2 separate regions of the Mus musculus genome follow, and region 2 is linked to region 1. The links are chromatin loops, found by intact Hi-C in ENCODE. Cell type or tissue: left cerebral cortex. All regions are shown on one strand. Links, peaks and the distances in the headings refer to the core of each region. The heading gives the core; the rest is flanking DNA.

Region 1 (5,381 bases), core at 97-5,096:
CTGGGGAATGTCACTTGAGAAAAGCTTGCTTGCCTATCATAAGCAAACTCTAGACGCCATCTGTGGGGAGCTACGAAGGCAGGGGTGAAAAGAGATGGTCCTTCTTGATCTTACACATGCACCAGCTGAGTCATCTTCCTGACAACCAATCTGTATCTGATCAAAAACCTGAACTGAGCCTCCCCAATGATTCTGTGTAAATGGAATACCGCCCCCCCCCCATGATATGTTAAATTCCGTGTAAATGTAATACCCTTGCATTAGGCCTTAAGGAAGCTTACGTTTAGAGAAACCCTGAAACAAGTTATAATTTCAAGGGATTAATCGACTCCAAATCCAGCAAGGCCATGTTTTTAGGTATTGGGGCTTTGGGGTTTTGTCTGTTCCTTTGTGATTTTAAAGGAACTGACCCTTAGACTGCTGTCCCGATTGTTCTACGCCGTCACCGGACACACATTTGCTACTGTTTTGACTGCTTTGTAATTTTTTTAGTCACTACTTGGTGCCCTTCAGTGAGCTGAGCGTGCTGTGATAGCCAAGCTACCTCTATGGTTGAGCCACTCCAGGTGGCAGGGAGTGCTAACAGGACCCAAGGATGGATGGTTATATTAAACTTACATGCAAGAAATGTGGGCCACTCTGTCCAGAGGGCTCCTGACAGGAAGCTGTGGATGATGTCCACCAGATGCCTTGGGCATGTGAGACCTTTGGACCACAAGTCAGCGAGCTGTGAGATGGGGGCAGGGCGGGCAGGGTGCATCTCAGGAAGGCTTTCTGCTGACATCGAAGTTTCATATCCGAGGCTCAGTTTGTGTCAGGCAGAAAGGACACAGTGTCTAACTTAGGTAGATCTTCTGGCCTAGGAATTGTTCCCAAGGAAATTACCTGGGTACTAGAGGACCCAGGGTGAGGAGGTAGGACCACAGGGGAGATTTCCTCACATCCAGGAAAGGCCTTTCACAAGGGGCTCCTTTCTGGAGGAGAACCCAAGGGGGCTGTCACAAAATCCAAAGAGAAAAGATCAGCCCTCAGTGTGGGCTCTCGGGAGCCTTTGAGTCCTGCAGGATGTGCCCTGTCTCCTGCTGGGGACACAGGAGTGCTGCAGGATGTGCCGTGTCTCCTGCTGGGGACACAGAATGTTTTCTTAGTTCTGAAGCTTTCTTGGGACCACAAAACAGGGCTTAAAAACAAAACAAACAAACAAAAAACCCCAAAAACTGGGTATGCTAGTGAAAGTAGGAGTATTTGATGATCTTGGCTTTAAAGAAGGAGCAGGTTAGATTTGAGGCTGCACGGTAGCAGAGAGGCGAGAGATTCCTGTAAAGTGTTGAGGTTTAACGGAATAGACATTAACAAAAGGGACCAGAGTAGCAATGCTCCCCAGTAGTGCTCCCCCAGTAAGGTGGTATTAATACTATTTGACAGCTGCATATTCTGAGGGCCTGGATTTTAGAAAAGGCGTTAGATTCAGGAAAGGATCGTGAAATGACATAGCTATAAATATTCACTTCACATCAAGTAATAATCCAAGCCTCTGGCAACTAGGTTTATTTCTATTTAGAAGAAAAAAATAACCAGGGAGGCTAGAGATGGCCTAAAAGGAACAAAAGTGATGATGGATATCATTCTTTTAAAAATGATGGTATTGGAGCAATTTAAAACGTAGGACTCTCATAATCCATTTAATACTATCAATCCCATTGATTAAAGATGGCTGGTGGCTCCAGGTAGACCATCCTTGATAAATTCTGTTCTTTTCAAAAGTCTTTCATGCAAATGTCCATAATGGTCAGCTGTGTTTTGCACATAGGTTATTTTTCTGTTGGACTCCAAAGAGCAAACATCTTCGTTCCCTGCTGATGAATGGAAATTGCTTAAGATGATATGAGATTTATGAATGAAGAGAAGATGCTACGGCTGGGCTTGAAAATAGTACGAGTTATTTTAGAGTCCAGCTTGAAAAACCTTTCACAGTTTTAAACTATGTGTGTGTGCACATATGTGTGAGTGTGTGTATGTGAGAGAGAGAGAGAGCGTGTTTTGTGTGTGTGTGTGTGTGTGTGTGTGTGTGAGTGTAGTATGTATATGGTGTGTATGTGTAGTAATGTGTATAAGAGTATGTAGGTGTGTTGTGTATGTGGTGTGTGTGTGTATTCTGTATGTGTGTGTGTGTGTGCATAGGTGTGTGTATGTGTGTATGAGAGAGAATTTGTATGGTGTGTGAGTATGTGTAGTGTGTGTGAGTGTATGTGGTGTATGAGTGTTTATGTATTGTGTGTGTGCGTGTATGTGTGTGATTGTGTGTGGTGTGTGAGTGTGTGTAGTGGGTAAGAGTGGGTGAGTGTGAGTATGTGGTATGTGAGTGTGTATTGTATATGTTTGAGTGTGTGTGTATTGTATGTGTGTGTGTACACGTGTGAGTCAGATGACAACTCTTTTTTTTTTTTTTTTTTTTTTTTTTTTTGGTTTTTTGAGACAGGGTTTCTCTGTATAGCCCTGGCTGTCCTGGAAGTCACTCTGTAGACCAGGCTGGCCTCGAACTCATAAATCCACCTGCCTCTGCCTCCTGAGTGCTGGGATTAAAGGCGTGCGCCACCACACCCGGCCAGATGACAACTCTTAAGGTGAGCTTCTTTTCTTTCTACCATGTTGACCCTGAGGAAGGATCTCAGATTGCCAGGTCTCACACATTCACTCACTGGCCTTTAAAAGACTTATTTTGGGGGAAAAAATCAATCAGAAGTGGTGGAGAATAACATCAGATGACCAATTCATACCCAGGAAATGTTAAGGCAGCAGCTTAAACACTATGGTGTCTGTCCTTCTGTCCTCCGGAGTGAGCGACTGACTTCGGCTGTCTGGCCACCCACCTACGTCTCCCCACCGCACGTCCATGTTAGCTCCCACGAGAGATGTCTCACTTGTGATGGAGATTCCACAGCAGATGTCAGGTTCTGGTGACTGTGCCCTGACCGGGCTGGTGCTGGCAGATGAAGATATGGGCTCCGCCTCTTGTCAGTTTGTGAATGGGGCTGGGAAGGGCTTGTTAATTTCCTCCTCCTCCTCCTCCTCCTCCGAGGAGCAGAACCCAGGCCATGTTCTGCTGTGGTGGAGCAAGGCACTTCAGATTTGCATGTGGAGAGAATGGCTTAGGAGAGGGCTGTGTGGGAAAACAGTATAATAAGGCTCATTGAAAATAGAAATACTTGGCTGTGCTCGCTTTTATTCCTGGTATCTTTAGAAACAGTCTTGACTACACTGCTCTCTAGCCAAGGCAGGTTTTTTTCTTTTTTTTTTTTTTTTTTTTTCTTGAGTGGTTAAAGGGCTTGGAACTCCATCTGCTCTACTGACCAAACTCTCCCAAGCCCCTTCTCTCTCCTTCCCTCCGTCTTTCTTGCATCCCATTCACAAACCAGCCCTGCCTTGACCCTTAGAGATTTGAAAAGTGCCAAACAGACCTTTCCAGGTAGATCAAAGGTCTGCCTCTAATCCCTAGCCAAAACTACAGTCCCTCGGCACAGGGAGCCCTGCGTGGAAGCCACCGTTGAAAGAATATAGTAGATGATACACACATCTCTTTGTAAAGTCAGAGTGCAGGCATCTCTCGCCTTTCCTGTGACATGAGACCCATAGCTGAGAAGCAAGGGGTGGAGGGACCCGCACTGGCTAGAATGCACAGCTTTACCCTGAAACAGCATACATTGCACAGTGCTTAGTGTGAGATTTATGGAATGGCTCCTCTCGCAGCCTTGTCCCCGCTTCCTCCTAGTTCTCCTATCTGCTGCTTTGTTGCTACGAAACAGCCTTATTTTATAAGCCATTGTGATGGAGCAGGGGAGGAGGCTGTGACGGGCAGCAGTGGTGGTGTTGGTGGTGGTGGTGGTGGTGGTGGCGGTGATAGTGAACTGAAAGGCACAGCTCTGCCAGATGACATGTAGCGGACCTCTGCATCAGCCAAGAGGAATTAAGCTTTGTCACTCCCCACTGGGACTACCTTTCTCCTGGTATGTGCGCAAGGAATTCACATGCTGCCGCTCGCCGCTGCAGCCACCAGAGCAGAGCCCCTGTGTACACTTTGCCAGAGAGCAGAGAGCAAGAATGATAGCTGTCTCTTTTAAATGCCGCTGTCAAATTCTAAGGCGACTTACCAAAGGTACGGTACTTTTCCTCCTCCTTCACCGTGCGCCTGCCTCCGCAGCCCAGAACCACAGCCGAATGGCTGTTACTTTCAAATATGACTGCCTTTTACAGTTTATTGTCGGGCAACAAAGAACTCAGAGAAATATGTACAGATTTCTGTGTATAGGTGGATTCCCCAGGTCTGTGCTGGTTTATCCTGGCTGGGTTCATGCTGAAATTGGGGGTGGAGGGGGGAGCTTGTGTGATTTTTTTTTTTTTTAAATGACTTCATTCCTTGCTGAAAAGCAGATGTGTCTGGGTCTGGTGCTGAAGTTATTACGGGAAACCGTCATTTTGCATGCTGATTATCTGGTCAAGAGGAGTCAAGTGAGCATGACTGTCCTTTCTGTGGAACACATACTAAATGCAGCTGGCAGCTTCTGGACCCGCACAGCTGCTCAGTCCACAGAATAATTGTTTATTAATTCCTCAAATCTCATGAGCCTTTTACCAGGACAGTTTTAAAATTACTAGCTCGTTCGTTCTCTCTCTCTCTCTCTCTCTCTCTCATATTCCCCCCAACCCTGTGTGTGTGTGTGTGTGTGTGTGTGTGTGTGTGTGTGTGTGTTAGAAATACATGTCCAAATACATTAGAAAATTCAAAATTATTTGGTCCTCTGTGATATTTGAAGAAGTTTATTTGAAAGTAAAAATACAATCATGGCCTCATGCCTTCACTTCAAGATTTACTGGCTTGAAATCATCTCTCTTAGAAGTCTAAAACACTAATGAAATCTGTATGACACTTCAAACGTGCTTTTTTTTTTTTTAAGTCAGCCTAGTTGTTCCATCTGGTTTGCTTGTATATATATATATATATATATATATATATATATATATATATATATATATATATATATATATATATTCTATTTCAAAGTTAGTGAATGGCTCCTTTTACTGATCCAGCCTTCTAAACATGCAGAGGGGCGAGTTTCCCTGGCCTGTTTCCCTTGGATACATCTTTAGAGAAACATGTACGACTGAAGAAGAAACTTTGGTCTGCGGAGAAAGAGGTGGCTGGAAATGCCTTTCATTTTCAGCCTGTAATCAAGTACTGCCGAGTAATTAATGGGTGTAATTATGTTCCAGAAGCCCTGAACCTATAAATATGTTAATGGATGCCATTTCTATCAGTTTAGCCTGACATATCAGAGTTCTTTGATCACCAGCAGTGCAGCTAAAAATGCAATTAATATTTT
Region 2 (5,381 bases), core at 126-5,125, 220 kb after region 1:
CCGCCCTCTGCTGAACAGCCCCCCCCCTTTTTTATTCCTGAGACATGTTGCTTGGGCACACAACAGACTCTCTAACTAGATCTATTTTCCAGTGACTTAGCTCGAGAATGCTCAGGCATGTCATTGAGGCTGACACTTGGTGACAGTAGTTGCAAGATAGAGATGTGGCACAGCAACATTTTTTTTTTCAGAACTGCAAGGTACCTGGCTTAGAAATCAGTTCACTTGACAGCTCTGTCTGTCAGACGAGGGGGCTGAGGCGGCTCAGCCAGGGCCACTCTGCTAGAATCTAATATTCTGATTTTAGCTGAGACACCTAGGACAGGGTCTCTTCGGGCATCCTCCTGTCCTAGTTATCACTGCGAGACAACAAAGGAGTCTGCAAAGTGGTTCATTACGGCTGGATCTTACAAGCTCCATCATTCGTGAACTCTAGTACTCTTTATGGCAGAAGAGATCTTTTTCAGAGAAAATTTCTGTAATTCTAAATGCATTGGTAGATACGTTAAGCCTCCCTTCCTTACCAGTGTACACTGTAGCACCTCTGCCAGCTAGATATTTCTGTCCAACACAGCTGCCACAGCCCTAGAACAAGCTCTGTCCCTAACAACCCCATAAACAGAGTTAATTCCTTCAAGATCTGAATTTAAGGTGATCCGGTTCGGCCAAGGCTTGACCTTCTTGCTTCAGCTCAGCATCTTTGTCTTGGGATGAAGAGCTCAGCCATTGTCTTGCCCATCATCCGTAGCACCCCGTCCTTTCCAATGCTCCCCAACAGTGGCAGAGAAAGTCAACATCAGCACTGAATATCCCAGTGTAGTCATTCAGATTGGATGAGGATATAAAGGCTGCGAAGGTTAAAGATGCTGTTTATCAGGGTATTAATCGGTCAATGCATGCCGTGTTTAAGGCTAGGGAGATCGATCCATTGGTAAAGTGCCTGTCTGTCGCACAAGCATAAAGACCTGAGCACATCCCAGGCACCACATAAAAATCAGGTGCATAAGGGAACACCTGCCACCACAGTGCTGGGCACTCGGACAAGAGGACCCTCCAAGAGCTCAGTGGCCAGCGGCTTAGCCAAAAAAAAATGGGCTCCAGATTCAATGATAAACCATGCCTTCAAAAGTAATCAATAGGTAAAGAGGTAGGTAGGTCAATGAAAAGATGAAAAGATAAATATATAGATTAGGTCGATAGATGATAGATAGATAGATAGATAGATAGATAGATAGATAGATAGATAGATAGATAGATAGATTGATAGATTGATAGATAGATTGATTGATTAGAGATATGATAGACAGACAGACAGACTGACTGACTGACAGATATGGTAGAGGATGATTGAGAGAGACCCAGTGTTGACTTCTGATATCAACAGGCCCTACACACATGTATATGCATAGACACATATATATTTAGACACCACATACACAAAATTCATAGACGGAGTGACATGCTTTCTTTACCCACACGTCAGTCCATGTCTTACATGTGTGCCCATCTCATCCTCGGGGCTACCCTGTGCGATGGTTACCCCCATCCTATGAGTGAGGAACTGATATCCAGAGAGGTTGAAATAAGGGAGCCATGTCACACAGCTGACCTGGTGGCTGACAGAGATGGTCTTAAACTTAGCACCAAATAACCCTTCTGTCCAGCCTTTTTCAAATCTTAGAGCCAGGCCAGGGCTACTGCTGTGCCTGTCTAGTCTATGTCTCAACCTCTTGAATCTGTCTTATGGCGAACTGAGCGCCATTTTTGTATTGGACATTTTCCATCTGTGGATTCAAGAAGGTTGCCTGCTATACATGGCCATGTTTTTTGTTTGACCGAGTTCATTTCCTGGGGACCTGTAAGGCATTTGACCAATGACTCAGCTCTCTTGGAGTTTAATATAGATACACACATACACACACACACACACACACATATATATATCCTGGTTCACTCTCAAAACTAATTAAAATGCTTTTTCTAATTTTATTGGAAACTAAAAAGTTATTCACCATAGATGCAGGTTACAACATTTGCCAACAGAAATCTAGAAGTGGATTTTAGAAACCTACCAAGCCTGTTATTATTAATATGGAGATATATTGATAGACTTACCCTAAGAAGCCTGCAGGGATTGTATCTACCTCCCCTCCCCTGTCTGGTGTGTCTACCTCCCCTCCCCTCCCCTGTCTGGTGTGTCTACCTCCCCTCCCCTCCCCTGTCTGGTGTGTCTACCTCCTCTGCCACTGTCTGGTATTCCAGGACTGGAGCGATCCACATCGGAGATAGAATCCTAGCCATCAATAGCAGCAGCTTGAAGGGGAAGCCTCTGAGTGAAGCCATCCACTTGCTCCAGATGGCAGGAGAGACTGTCACCCTGAAAATTAAGAAACAGACAGATGGTGAGTGGGGCGAGAGTCCCAATTAAGGGTTTCCAGCATGTTTCCTCCCCTAAAAGAGTGTGCAGTGTCCGTGTGCATTTCTAGGGAAGTGGCTCTTGAGCTGCTGTATCCGAGAATCTTTTCTTGTGAATTTACACTGATGTGTGCCCTGTTTCCCTGTCTGTAAAGCCCAATCTGCATCAAGTCCCAAGAAGTTCCCCATCCCTGGCCACTCGGGGGACCTAGGAGATGGTGAGGAGGACCCCTCCCCAATACAGAAACCTGGCAAGCTCTCCGATGCGTACCCCTCCACGGTGCCCAGCGTGGACAGTGCTGTGGACTCCTGGGATGGGTCTGGAATAGATGCCAGCTATGGGAGTCAAGGTATGGAAGAGTCTGTTCTGTGTGCAGAATGTCTTTTCGTAACCCGTGCTGACTCAATGTGTCTACCGTGAACAACCTGAGCCTTCCCACCTTGCCACCCTAGACTTCCCTCCTTCTTGTAAGCCGTGGGCATTTATCATACACTGATAGGATGCTGATGGCCATGTGTTCAATGCAGAACGCTTAGGGAGATATGAAACAGACTGTACAGCAAAGCAGTTTCATAGAGACTGTAGTGTTGGATTTCTTAGCAAGCATTCCACAAAGATGGGCAGGAGGTTGTCTGAAGCTGTTAACAAGAGAGTCACCAATGACTAGTATGATGCCCCATTGATTCTTGGCCATGCCTGGCTTGAATAGAAACTGAAGTTTACCTTAGTACTCATTGTTAGGGAGTTATAGTTGTATGACATGTGAAGGTGTATCATAGATGTGTCTTCCCAGACATGGTGTTTAGAGAGCAGGTTTGAGTGAGGGTTATTTAGTAACTTAGTGTCTTAGTTAGGGTTTTACTGCTGTGAACAGACACCATGACCAAGGCAAGTCTTATAAGGACAACATTTAATTGGGGCTGGCTTACAGGTTCAGAGGTTCAGTCCATTATCATCAAGGCAGGAACATGGCAGCATCCAGGCAGGCATGGCTCAGGAGGAGCTGTGAGTTCTACATCTTCATCTGAAGGCTGCTAGTGGAAGACTGACTTCCAGGTAGCTAGGATGAGGGTCTTAAGCCCACGCCCACAGTGACACAACCACACCTATTCCAACAAGGCCATACCTACTCCAACAAGGCCATACCTACTTATAGTGCCACTCCCTGGGCCAAGCATATACAAACCATCACATTTAGTTAACCACCCATTAGGAGAGTGCACCTTTAGCTGTCTCTCATCCTGGCTTTCATATTTCTTTTTGCTCACCCTGCCTCTGCTGTGTCATGCTCTGGTAAGTTCTAGATAGGTAGGGAAAAAGAAATCAAAAGGACATACCAACTTCTCAAGCTATTACAGAGTCATAATGTTGGAATTTGACAGAGGAAATATGTTGAAGGTCTCAAGTGAAGCTAAAGATTGATTACATTGGATGTGCTTGTTGGGTATTGGGTGTGTGCACAGAGATGCAGGAGACCAGAGGTGTCAGATCTCCAGGAGCTGGAGTAGCAGGCAGCTGTGAGGCACCTGATGAGATACTGGGAACCAAACCTAGCTCCTCTACTGAGCCAGCTCTCCAGTGCCCCTCCCCCAACACACACACATATAATTCAACCCTTCATTATCTGGCAAGTCTTCCAAGTTGTAATATCATGTGACAAGTTAGCCACGCCACCCGGTGTCACATTTTCATTGCCTGAAAATTACTGGGCATAAGGGATGTCAGATGAAGGAACCTACTCAAAATTCATCCAAGTAATTTATTAATGTGTGTTTATTTATTAACAGATCACATAATATTATAATATAATGTTATTTATTAATATAAATTATATAATAATATTTATTAATGCATGTGTTGACTTATTTATTTTTAACTAGTGGGGAAACATTTTTACATAAATTGTTGTGAGAAAACGATTGATATTGATGAGTTCCGCCCCATAAGCTGATAAGAACTGAGCTATTCCAGCCTTTTGCACCATAAGACTGGGACTATGATTGGTACATGAAATATATGGTTTGACCTTTCTTAGTAAAAACTAAAAAAAATGCTTATGAAGCATTTCAAAAACTTGAATAACAGTTATAATGCTAACTTTAACATTGATATATTAAAGTCTTTATAGGCCTGAAGAAACTAAGATAGTTAGAGATCATACAGAGACAAAGTTTGGAGCAGAAATGGAAGGAAAGGCCATCTAGTGACTGTCCCACCTGGGGATCCATCCCATATACAGTTCCCATACCCAGACACTATTGTAGATGCCAACAAGTGCTTGCTGACAGGAGCCTGATGTAGCTGTCTCCTGAGAGGCTCTGCCAGTGTGTGACTAATGCAGAAGTGGTTTCTCACAGCCATCCATTGGACTGAGCAAAGGGTCCCCAATGAAAGAGCTAGAGAAAGTACCCAAGGAGCTGACGGGGTTTGCAGCCCCATAGGAGGAACAACAATATGAACTAACCAGTAACCCTAGAGCTCCCAGGGATTAAACCACCAACCAAAGAACACACATGGAGGGACTCAAGGCTCCAGCCGCATATGTAGCAGAGAATGGCTTTGTGGGATATCAATGAGAGGAGAGGCCCTTGCTCCTATGGAGGCTCAATGCCACAGTGTAGGGGAATGCCAGGGCCAAGAAATGGGAGTGGGTCAGTTAGTGAGCAGGGGGGGAGGGGGATTGAATGGGGGGGGGTTGGGGAAGGGAAATGAGGAAAGGGGTTAAAATTCGAAGTGTAAATAAAATTCCTAATAAAAAGTAGTTTGAGCTGGGCATGGTGGCACACACCTTTAATCCCAGCACTTGGGAGGCAGATGAAGGCGGATTTCTGATTTTGAGGCCAACCTGATCTACAGAGTGAGTTCCAGGACAGCCAGGGCTATACAGAGAAACCCTGTCTCGAAGAAAAGAAAAAAAAAGTAGTTTGAAGATACAGTAATGCCTTATATGAGTAGACAGCTTAGT

The links. Peaks named below come from ENCODE experiments on the same cell type or tissue, not always from the same donor. Only the 100,000 strongest peaks of a DNase experiment are listed, where the experiment ranks them.
Region 2: a loop joins it to region 1, with 4 times the contacts of the local background. A loop is called at or near these places in 2 of 42 quality-filtered maps.

What each region holds. Positions count from the first base shown.
Region 1 is chr10:119,815,482-119,820,862 of GRCm38, forward strand. The region is part of intron 1 of Grip1 (glutamate receptor interacting protein 1); the gene reads left to right. It overlaps Gm51815 (a long non-coding RNA gene), which reads right to left and starts at 4,324. Exons shown (of 3, transcript XR_003949037.1): 1 at 4,149-4,324; 2 at 619-3,160. In left cerebral cortex, for the core only: a CTCF peak has its summit at 1,092; DNase peaks (open chromatin) are centred at 3,027, 3,920 and 4,460; H3K4me3 peaks cover 1,299 bases; H3K27ac peaks cover 1,091 bases.
Region 2 is chr10:120,036,029-120,041,409 of GRCm38, forward strand. Grip1 (glutamate receptor interacting protein 1) reads left to right here. Exons shown (of 23, transcript NM_001277292.1): 17 at 2,263-2,402; 18 at 2,571-2,765. Among named protein-coding and RNA genes, the nearest start is that of Helb, 74 kb to the right of the region's middle. In left cerebral cortex, for the core only: no CTCF peak of the experiment used is centred there; a DNase peak (open chromatin) is centred at 2,395.